Regions from separate parts of the Homo sapiens genome. Here region 2 is linked to region 1. The links are chromatin loops, found by intact Hi-C in ENCODE. Cell type or tissue: endothelial cell of umbilical vein. All regions are shown on one strand. Each heading gives the region's core, and the rest is flanking DNA. Links, peaks and the distances in the headings are about the cores only.

Region 1 (5,379 bases), core at 304-5,303:
CTTGGGTAAAATTGTTATTAATCCCATGTTTTATACTTATAACAATAATGTATAAAGTCTCAAAACAGTGGATAGTATGGTTTTTATGTATTTCATGAGTCTACAAAATGGCTTCCACTATGTATTTTTTGGCAGCTTTTTCTCTCAAAATAATGTTTGTTAGATTTATCTGCATTCGTATGTATAGCTCTATTTCATTCATGTTAATATCTGCATAATATCACTCTGAGTGAATGTACATCTTAATTGCTTGTCTGTAGTGCTGGTGATGGAAATTTAAGTTTATTCCTATTTTTCACTGTTAGAAACAATGGTTCCATAGTGTTCTTTTTAATATTTGTATTAATGTGTAAATGCTTCACTAGAGGATGAACATTAGAGTAGAATTTCTGATTTTACTTATGTGCGCCTTTACATTTGGTAGATATTGTCAAAATGTTCTCTAAAGTGATTGTTGCAGTTAATGCTCCCATCAACAATGTGTGGAATTCTAATGCATTCTCACCAGCAGTTAGTATTAGCAGACTAATTAATATTTTTAAATCTGGGCCAGGCGTGGTGGCTCACACCTGTAATCCCAGCACTTTGGGAGGCCGAGGTGGGCGGATTGCGAGGTCAGGAAATCGAGACCATCCTGGCTAACACGGTGAAACCCCGTCTCTACTAAAAATACAAAAAATTAGCCAGGCGTGGTGGCGGACGCCTGTAGTCCTGGCTACTCAGGACGCTGAGGCAGGAGAATGGCATGAACCCAGTAGGCGGAGCTTGCAGTGAGCCGAGATCACGTCACTGCACTCCAGCCTGGGCGACAGAGCGAGACTCCACATCTCAAAAAAAAAAAAAAAAAAAAAAAAAAAAAAAAAAAAAAATCTGATAGGTGTGAAATAGTATTCCCTGTAGTTTTAATTTGCGCTGTCCTGAGGACAAGTGAGATTGTGTCTTTTTGTATGTTTATATGTTTATTAGCCATTTGGAGTTTATCTTCCATAAATTTACTGTCCTTTTGTTCATTTTTCTAATGGTTGCTATCCTTTTTATTTATTTATAGGATTTCTTTATTCTGGATGCTAACATTTTATTGGTTATATGCTTTGCAAATGTCTTCTCCATTTATGTGGCTTATCAGTTTCTCCTGCCATCTTTCAACAGACACGATTCTGGTATATTTTAATATAGCTGAATCACTAAAAGTGATTCTTGTGAATGGTTTTGAAGTATGAATATTTTTCTTAAATGTGGCTTTAAAAAAATAGTCTATCCCTCCCCCACAAATTTCAATGCAACCTCAAATCACGTATTATGTTTCCATATGTTGCTTGGCTTTATTTATATGCTTCCTTTTGTACTCTATTTTTTGGTATTTTTTTCTATCACTGTGTCAATGCCAGGGTCTCTTCAGTATTTGCTCTTTCCTATTATCCTTTCTTGCACCATGCTGCACTTTCAATTAATTATTCAGTATCTTTTACTCACAAACTCCTTCCTTGACTGTACCTGAGTTTATTAAGCTTTTGCACCTTTTATTTCAATGTCTGTTGAGTATTTTGTTTCTAATATATCAGAATTTTACAATCACCTACTATTGTTTCTTGTCTCTTAGTGTGTTGCTACTATCATTATTGTTTATGATGATTATTATTCTTGCCTTTATTTTGGTAAGGATTCTAAACATTACTAAAATATTTTCATATGTTTAAGATTTAAATTTGCATTGGGTGATGTCATGTTTCAATTGTTGATTGTGTTATCTATCTCGATGCTTAGGTTTCTTCTTATGTTTTGAAAGTTTGGCTTGAAGGCTCGTGATCTATAGGATGATTTTTTTTTTAAGTTTCCCCCTCCCCTTCCCCTTTACCCTTATTTGTTTTGCAGTTGTCTTACCAGGTAAGACCCCCAGACTAAGTCGCTCTTATAATAGCGTATTGGGTTCACTAGCCTGAGGTGGTATGTGAATGTTGCAGATTTAGTCGGCTGGTGACAGGGATAGATGGATTTGAGGTTTGGTCTTTTTTTTCTTTTTTTTTTTTTTTTTTGGGTGGGGGAGGGGGATCAGGGTCTTGCTCTGTCACCCAGGCTGGAGTGCAGTGGTGCGATCATAGCTCACTTCCACCTAGAACTTCTGGCCTCAGGAGATCCTCCCACCCTCTGCCACCCAAAACACAGGGATTACAGGCTGGAGCCACTGTGCCCCAGCCAAGACCCCCAGGCAGCAGTTGACAACCTCTTCCAACTTCCCTTTCCCATCTGGGAACTACAGCTGTGTCTCAGTCCCTTTTTCTAGGCAACAAGTCTGGGCCTGGCTTCCTGCCCCACGTTAGTGCTGTCAGTCCCTGTTACTCTGCAGTAACTTGACTCCAGGATGTCCTGCCTGCCCTGCCTGCCAGAGGAACTGGGGCACAGCAGGCCAGAGCTTCAGGCCTGAAGTGCCACTTACTGGTTTGTCCCATTTCTATTTCTGAAATACGTAATTCTGCTTTGGTACTTGTCTGTGTCTTTTACTTGCTTTATGTTATAATTTTCATTGTTACATAGGCTTAGGAGGGAGCTAAAAAATGTGAACCTTTAACAACTGGAGGTCTGTTGGGACACTTTTAACTTTTTTAGTAACATCAGATTGGAAGTTCCTCTTATTTGTTCTGATATTTCTCAGCTAGTTACCATATCCATACTAGTCCACTTTTCAAATCAAGGAAAAGTGGTTGTTTCAGTTTGGCTCATCCTTGTCTCTCCCCAGCCTCCCCTCCATACCCAATCCTTCAAGTCTTGCTGTGGCACTTGATAGCAAACTTCGAGTTTCAGTATGAAGTACAATTGACCATCTGTATTCTCGGATTCTGCATTTGCAAATCCAACTAGCCTCAGATTGGAAACATTTGGGAAAAAAATACCAAAACATCATACAAATAAAAAAGATAAGTATTTACATAGCATTGACGTTGTATTAGGTATTTATTATAAGTAATCTAGAGGTGATTTAGTAGGATATGCATAGGTTATACACAAATGCTACACCATTTATATATAAGGACTCACGGATTTTAGTATCCTCAGGTCCTGGAACCAATCCCTCCCACCAAGGGATGACTTTATTGTGACTGCCACCTAGTGACAGGAGTTGGTTACTTTCAATTGTAGTTGAAATTTTATTCTAGTTAAGTGTGTGCCTTTTCTAGAAGATTTGTTTTGTGGCCATTATTTAACTGTTGTTGACTATGATTTTTAAAAACCACATAGGTAGAAAGGAGATTGTAAGTTTTAGGGACCATATATTCATGGAATTTTAAACTGCTTAGCACCTCTATTATGATAGAACATAAAACAAGGGTAACAGAAAAGAACAGGGTAGAAGGCAGGTTATCCCAGGATTGGCAGCTAGAATTGGACTTAATGACAGTTTTCTCCATGGTAAGGTGTCCATCAAATGGTCTCAGGCCTTGAATACATACCTTTTCAATACAGGTAAAAGTCAGAGATATAGCCACGAATTTCCTGACTTTTTGTACCTCTTTTATATCATCATCCCAGAACATAAAGACTCAATATCTGTCCTGAACTAATTTTTTGAGTATTAAACAATATAAGCCTATTCATGTCTCCCATTTTATCCTCTTTCCTTAAACCTTTTTCTCTGTGTGTGTGTGTGTGTATGCATAGAGAGAGAGAGAAGTTGGTGAGACTCCACCCCAGTTGCTGGAAGCATCCAAAATGCTATGAGTCTCTAAATTGTTAACTTGACTGAAAACTTACCAAGTGTATTCATCAGCTATTGCTGTAATAATGCTGTGTAACAAACCATGCTAAAATTCAGCAGCTTTCGGTAACAAGCATTTGTTAGCATAGGTGTAAAGGTCAACTAAGGTTCAGCTGAGCTGGTTTGGGCTTTTTCAGGCTGTTCTTGACTGCTGACTGTGGCTAGGGTTTAAGTCTGCACCATGTATCTTTCTCTGGGACCCAGGCTGAGTGAGTTGTAGCCACCCAGAATATGTTTTAATTACATGAAATAGCAGGAGTACCGGAGGCAAGTCAAACTATGCAATTAAATTTAAATCCCTCCTTACATCACGTCAGCTTATATTCCACTAGCCAAAACAAGTCATATGGCCAAGGCTTAAAGCCATAGGAAGTATTCTCCATTGCCCAAAAAGAAAGAGGTGAAAGCAGATTAAATATTTGTTAAAGTTCCAGTCGTTCACATTAACATATATAAAATGATCAAATGAAATACAATAAAGTCTTTTAAGAAAACACAGGCTTAAAGGGCTAATACTGGAATATAAATGCCAAAAGTTCTTAGATATTTCAAAGATGCACATCCTGAAAGCCTTTTAAGGTTGGAAATGTGTGCTGTTTCTTTTATATACACAATGCTTAGTTCAGTGCCTGGCACACGGAGACACTGAGCACATGCATGAAAGAGGCTAACTAAGCATAGTGTCTTTTTTTTTTTTTTTTTTGAGACGGAGTTTCGCTCTTGTCTCCCAGGCTGGAGTGCAATGGCGTGACCTCAACTCTCCACCTCCTGGGTTCAAGCAGTTCTCCTGCTTCAGCCTCCTGAGTAGCCAGGATTACAGGCACCTGCCACCACGCCCGGCTACTTTTTGTATTTTAGTAGAGACGGGGTTTCACCATGTTGGTCAGGCTGGTCTGGAGCTCTTGACCTCCAGTCATCCACCCACCTCGGCCTCCCCAAATGCTGGGATTACAGGCATGAGCCACCGCGCCTGGCCACATAGTCTTATAGTGACCGAATCTGGTGGGGGGGTTGGGGGGGTCGGTTTCCCAAGCAGTCAGTTCTGTAGTGGACACTAGCAGCTGGGTATTCCCCAATTCAATAGTGACACTGTTTACCTGGCGATAGTATTTGATACCACAAGTTGAGGGCTCCGTCCTGCAAGACTGCCCCCCTTTCGGATGCCAGTGACAAGTCTGAGCTTCCAGACCTTCTGACTGACCAACTTCAAGTAGGGGTTCTCACAACCCCCAGCCTCTTTAGATTTGGTTACTTTGCTGGAGTTGCTCACAGAGCTCAGGGAAACACATTTCCTGGTTTACTAGAAAGCATAGTGAGAGGTGACAGCATGCTGGCAGCCCTCGCTCGCTCTCGGTGCCTCCTCGGCCTTGGCGCCCATTCTGGCCACACTTGAGCCCTTCAGCCCACCACTGCACCCGTGGGAGCCCTTCTCTGGGCTGGCTGAGGCCGGAGCCGGCTCCCTCCGCTTGCGGGGAGGTGTGGAGGGAGAGGCACGGACGGGAACCAGGGCTGCACGCGGTGCTTGCGGGCCAGCTAGAGGTCCGAGTGGGCATGGGCTTGGCGGGCCCCGCACTCCGAGTGGCCTGCCGGCCCTGCCGCGGGCAGTGAGGGGCTTAGCACTCAGGCAA
Region 2 (5,379 bases), core at 118-5,117, 680 kb before region 1:
CCCCTCTCTCTCTTTCCTCACCCTGTCTTCTTTGAGCCACCCCACGTTCACTATGCGACACGAAGAAAAAAATGTGTATTTATTTCTCAATTTTCCCTCTCAGCTTCTCAGATACTAGATTTGCTGGGTTTTCTCATCCTTTTGGCTGCTCCTCTTCCTGTTTTTTGTTGGTGCCTTTTCCTCAGCGACTCCCTTAAATATGCTGGTGGTCCTCAGGGCTCTGGCCTGGCTATGCTTCTTTTCTTGCTCCAGACCAGCCCTTGGAGTCACCTCATGTACCCCCAGCGCTTCAACCACCCTCTGTGTGCTCTATCTGCAGCTCAGAGAGCTCTCCTGAGATATACTGCCAGGTCGTCAATTCCCTACTTGACAATGCCATTTGGGAGCCCTGGGGCCCCTTAAACTTGACAGACCCCAAACTCATCGCCGGCCTCCTCAGATCTGCTCTACCTCCTGCACTCCTTGGAGGAAAACATGGGCTGAACTGATATCTAATTAATGGCTGCAACTTGTCCTGTGATAGATCGGTCCCCTGGCTTCAAACGCTTCTCACACCCACTGCATCAATATTAATTGAAGCCAGCACAGTCTTGGGCTTTGATTACTACCAAAACTCTCCTCCTTGCCTCAAGACTTGTTTCTGTTCAGTTCTTCTTACTGAAACTGGGGTGTTTTCTAAAATATGAATTGTATCGTGTTGCCCCTTTGCCTAATACTCTCCAGTGGTTTCCACCACTCTTGGCTCTACGGTGACCTCCTGTAATAAAATGGGTAGGAGCACTGCCTCCACAGCCCAGCGCTCTCGATGCCTGGCTGTGCCACTGACTAACCGCATGACACTGAGGATGCCACCCAATCTCTTTATGCCTCCACTTCCTTGCCCGTAACTGGCAGGCAACAATGAAAGGGCTTGGTCTGAGGGTCACGTGAGTTCATTTGTGGGAAGCATTCAGAATAAAGCCTGGCACAGTGTATGAGCATGAATTTCTTTTAGTAATAGAAATGGTAGCATAAGTTCAATTCCTCACTGCTTCTGCTGCATTCTCACCACATCCCCCAGGTACTCTGTGCTTCAGTCATACCCAGTCTCCTATTCCCCAGCACGCCATACTCTCCTCTCGGACATGCAAACATCCCTGGCATGCTTCCCCAACAATGCGGCTGATCAGCTTCTACTCATCCCTCAAGTCATGACTGTTTCTGAGTGACCTTCCCAATCCCCTAGTCAGGCTCAGGTGCCCTTTTCCGTGTGCTCCCAAACCCCCTACATAATGATGACCTTTGATTTGTCTTTGACTTGCCCACGTCCCTCCTCTCCACCCCCCTCCCCCTCCAGGTTGCTCTGCTCCACTCAGAAGGTCACACTGTGAATCCTGTCAGCCCTCCGGTCAAGGACATCATTTAAAGAAAGGGATGGGGAAAAGACGTAGTGAGGCCGCCTCAACCAGCTCCACCACCAGGAGCTTCATCCACACTCCCAGCAGAGGGCAGCTCAGTTTGTCTCAGTTACACATGGAAAGGACACTGATTATACAGTATTCTGCCATGTCTCTTCCTTCCATAGGTAGATTTATAAATCTGTAAATTACGCAGAACTTTATTAGGAACCACCGGCATCTGGTAATGTTCCATGTAGACCAACGAGGCTGGGCTTCCACACACGAAGAACACAAATGTCCACATGTCTCTGAAGTTGGCTACCTGTGTTCACAGGAGATCCCTTGGTCATAATCGTTGTGCTGCTACCGGTTACTCACATTCTTTCACACTTTCCCTACAAGCCCACCAAGATGACGATACAGTGACAGAGACTCCATCCGTGGTCTGCTTATCCTTAGCTTAGCTGCACTACAGGCCGAAGAGAACACCACACTGCCACCCCAAGGGCCGGTTACCTTCTCGAGGTCTGGTTCCTCTAAGCTCAGCGCTAACTCATTGTTGTCCATCACAGAGGAAGCTGCCACATCCAGCGGGGTGGATCCCCTCATCGACGGGGAGGCTGAGGGAGGAGGGGAGAATTAGCAAGAAAAGGACAGAGGAAGACACTCAGTGCTGAGCTGAGACTGCAGTGCACGTAAGCGGACAGGAGAGGGCAGCAAACACACTGAAACCTGGCTTACATGACCGTTCTCCAATGGGACAGTCCGCTTGCATTAAGAACAGCTCTATTAGCTATCCTTCCTCCCCACATTCATTGCCGTGAATACGAATTAATACAAAATCGGTTCACACTACCAACCGGGACCATGTATTTCCAAGTGCTTTTCTAACACAAAACTTCTTGAGGCCCCCATATCAGATGCCACTCGACCAACTAAGCCCAGTGGAACCTGTATATTTCTGGGGCTACCACCTAGAGTTTAAAAATAGCATCAAACAGCATTAGCTCATATAGTTTCACCAGGTCACCAATGTTGTTTTTGACTTGTTTGTTTGGTTCTCAGGCTAGAATTAAGAAAAACTTCAGGTGGCATTTTACAAAAAGGTTAGTAGCCTGAGGTTGCATTTGAGAAATAAAAACCCGTGAAACTTCAGTTTTCAAGTGCAAGTATTTGTGTATTACACACATTCATTTCGTTTATACCCAGAACAGTGAGTAAGGCATATGCAGTGACTTGCTTTTCTAGTGGTAGTGGTGGATTTACACTGTTTATCCACGATTGCTCTTGGCCAGTCTGCCTCCCCGCTAAGGAAAGCACTTGCTGGGAGGTTGATGGACAGGTATGCAGCCTGCAGCCAGCCTGCCAAGACGAGATCCGATCCATGACCTTGGTCTCATCAGCACTGCTCCCTGGTCAGTTGAGTGGGCTGGGAAGAGCTGTGCCCCCAGACTATACCTGCAATCCCAGGGGCATTTTGTAAACCATGGGCCACTGGTCCCAAGAGAGATGAGGTAAAACTGTACGACTATGCCAACACTAAACTGTCACCAATCTTGGCTGGTAGCAACATCTCTACTTCTGTTGGAGAACGTTCTTGTGGCATCGTTACTTCAATTGTTTTAAATCAGGCAGAGTCTCTTCTAGTATTTACAAATATCACAGCGTGCATGTGGCTCCTTTCCCTGTATTTTCCTAAGTGGTCAAAAGGGGGAGTGTAACCTTCGAGTTTGGATGTGGAAGTTACAAGAAGACTTACGCACCTAGGCCAACACTGCTATTCTCCAGAAGATAACTCAGATGCTCAAACATGGCCTTCTGATTTTGCCGGCTAATTCGACAGAAATAGCAAAGGAAACGGCAGCAGCTAGCAACCATCTTTGGAAATGCAATCTGTAGGGAGAAGTAGAAAGTGTCAGACAAAAGAATCTATCATGAGGCCTTTCTGAAAACTCTGACCTCAGAGTCTTAAGTGGGTAAAGTGTGAACACTTGGAAAAATGAACTTTCTCCTTCCATTTTTTTTCTCAAGACTTATTCATAGGAGTTATAGTTCCTGAAATATCTTTCCTCCAAGAGAAATAGATGTCAAACAAGAATCCCAATCATCCTCGGAAGTCATGTGAAATTGCATGACCTTCTACCAGGCTATTGTTTCCAAGTAGGAAGGGAGTGGACAGAATTCAGAGACAGAGAGAGATGAGAGAGAGAGAGAGGAGAGAGAGTGAGTGAGATGAGAGAGAGAGGAGAGACAGAGAGGAGAGAAAGTGAGGAGAGAAAGTGAGGAAAGAGTGAGGAGAGAAAGAGGAGAGAGTGAGGAGGGGGGAGAGAGAGAAAGGGGGGGAGAGAGAGAGAGAGAGACAGACAGACAGACAGACAGACACAGGTGATCGTAGACACATAAGGCCCACCAGTATATCAAAGCCCAAGTGCCCTGGGTCAAGGCTGGCCTCTACAGTTACGCAAGTCTGAAAGGCATCGCTCTCTGAGTCTTCCCTGACTACTTTTGTCATTGATAATTGCTCTTCTATGGGATTCCATAGCACTTGTAATTTGATTCATGCAGTCTAGCATGAAGATGCCATCTTACATTACTGTTGATTGTACTTGGCTTTTCTACTTAACAAAGTAACCAGCATCTCTAGGTTGGGCCAAATCTTAGTTTTGATCCTACAGTGCTCAATAAATGGTGCCAGTGTTAACCTTGCTCGGGATCCTAAGACAACCTTGATTTCCTCCTTTAATATCACAGAGGATGCTCTAAGCAATAAGGTTCAGAAACTTGTAGTCTATCTGCTCGCTGAGGCATCCAGACATGTGCTCAGGGATCTTCTGGAGAGATTTCACTTTCCCAAGAGATCAGAAGGAAGCCCATGAGGAACGTGACCCTGGCTTCTGTTCCTTCTACACACCCACCCCCTCCCCAGTAGCACTGATGAAACTGCACCAGAAATCATCCCTTCCTAGGACCCTGGCACTCTGGAATTTCCAACATTTGAAGCCATACCCGATCTACTGCCTGTGGAAGCAGTTTAACCGTGAGGAGGTCCCCAGCCCAGCTGGGATAAATGTCCAGTTGTGTCCTATCCCCACAACTCTCCCCTTAGCAACAGGAGCTCCCCCTGATGCGGGCTCCTTATGAGGGAGCTGGCAAGGAAACCTGGCTTCTTCAGGAGTTCGGTTGACAGAGGAAACATCAACACTTCTGGGGAAACACTGCCAGGATCACTATTGAGATCTTGTTCTCCTTTAGAACAGCCTTCTCCTGACTCAGCACAAAACACACCAGGCTCCTAAGTGGAAGTGAGTGATTCCATCTTGGAAAGAGCAGGGCTGCCGAATACGGGAAGTAAACTTAGCAACTGAATAGCCCAGTGGGATTAATGAAGAAAGTCTCCAAGCTTCAAGAGCTCTTACACAATGGGATTCCGTCCAGCAGCATTATCCCATCGCTTGGCTCCTTCTTGGCACTGTGCCTATCCCTTCCTCTCCCTGGAAGAGAAACTGAGGCAAGGGACACCAGCCACGTGGCTCTGAACAAGTCACCTCGTGCTCCTGCCTCAAGGGACAAGTTCTGGCTAGGTTCTCCTTTTAGCATTACCTGAGATTTCTCTGTACCCAACACGTTCACCATCACCTCCATCACCGTCTCGTGCATGCCCAGGACTCTCATGAGGTTGGGATGCTGGTAAAACACCTTGTTGTTCATTATGTCTCTAGGATAAGGATCAGAGAGAGTCTTCAGCACCTGCTTATTTATATGCTATGAAAATTCAGGGATGAGAACACACAAACACACGAGAGGGCAAAATAATATGAAAGTAACAGGCTGAAAAGATAATAAGAAAGCACTAGTTCAGCTGGAATATATGTGGAGGGCCATTTTAGCTGACTGAAATATTCTGTGCTCCTCTATTTCTAAGTACTTGCTTTTTCTCTTTGAAACATTTCTTTCTGATGACCTATTAAACATCCCTTGTTTTATTTTTTCTTGTAATAAT

What was found. Hi-C counts contacts between places; a loop is a spot of excess contacts. Peaks named below come from ENCODE experiments on the same cell type or tissue, not always from the same donor. Only the 100,000 strongest peaks of a DNase experiment are listed, where the experiment ranks them.
Region 2: a loop joins it to region 1, with 7 times the contacts of the local background. A loop is called at or near these places in 2 of 110 quality-filtered maps.

What each region holds. Positions count from the first base shown.
Region 1 is chr15:33,019,714-33,025,092 of GRCh38, reverse strand. The region is part of intron 6 of FMN1 (formin 1); the gene reads left to right. Among named protein-coding and RNA genes, the nearest start is that of FMN1, 170 kb to the left of the region's middle. In endothelial cell of umbilical vein, for the core only: a CTCF peak has its summit at 3,100 (motif pointing left); DNase peaks (open chromatin) are centred at 2,352 and 3,062; H3K27ac peaks cover 542 bases.
Region 2 is chr15:33,697,597-33,702,975 of GRCh38, reverse strand. RYR3 (ryanodine receptor 3) reads right to left here. Exons shown (of 104, transcript NM_001036.6): 40 at 4,980-5,094; 41 at 3,143-3,272; 42 at 1,896-1,999. Among named protein-coding and RNA genes, the nearest start is that of CHRM5, 270 kb to the left of the region's middle. In endothelial cell of umbilical vein, for the core only: a CTCF peak has its summit at 2,076 (motif pointing right); a DNase peak (open chromatin) is centred at 2,095; H3K27me3 peaks cover 312 bases.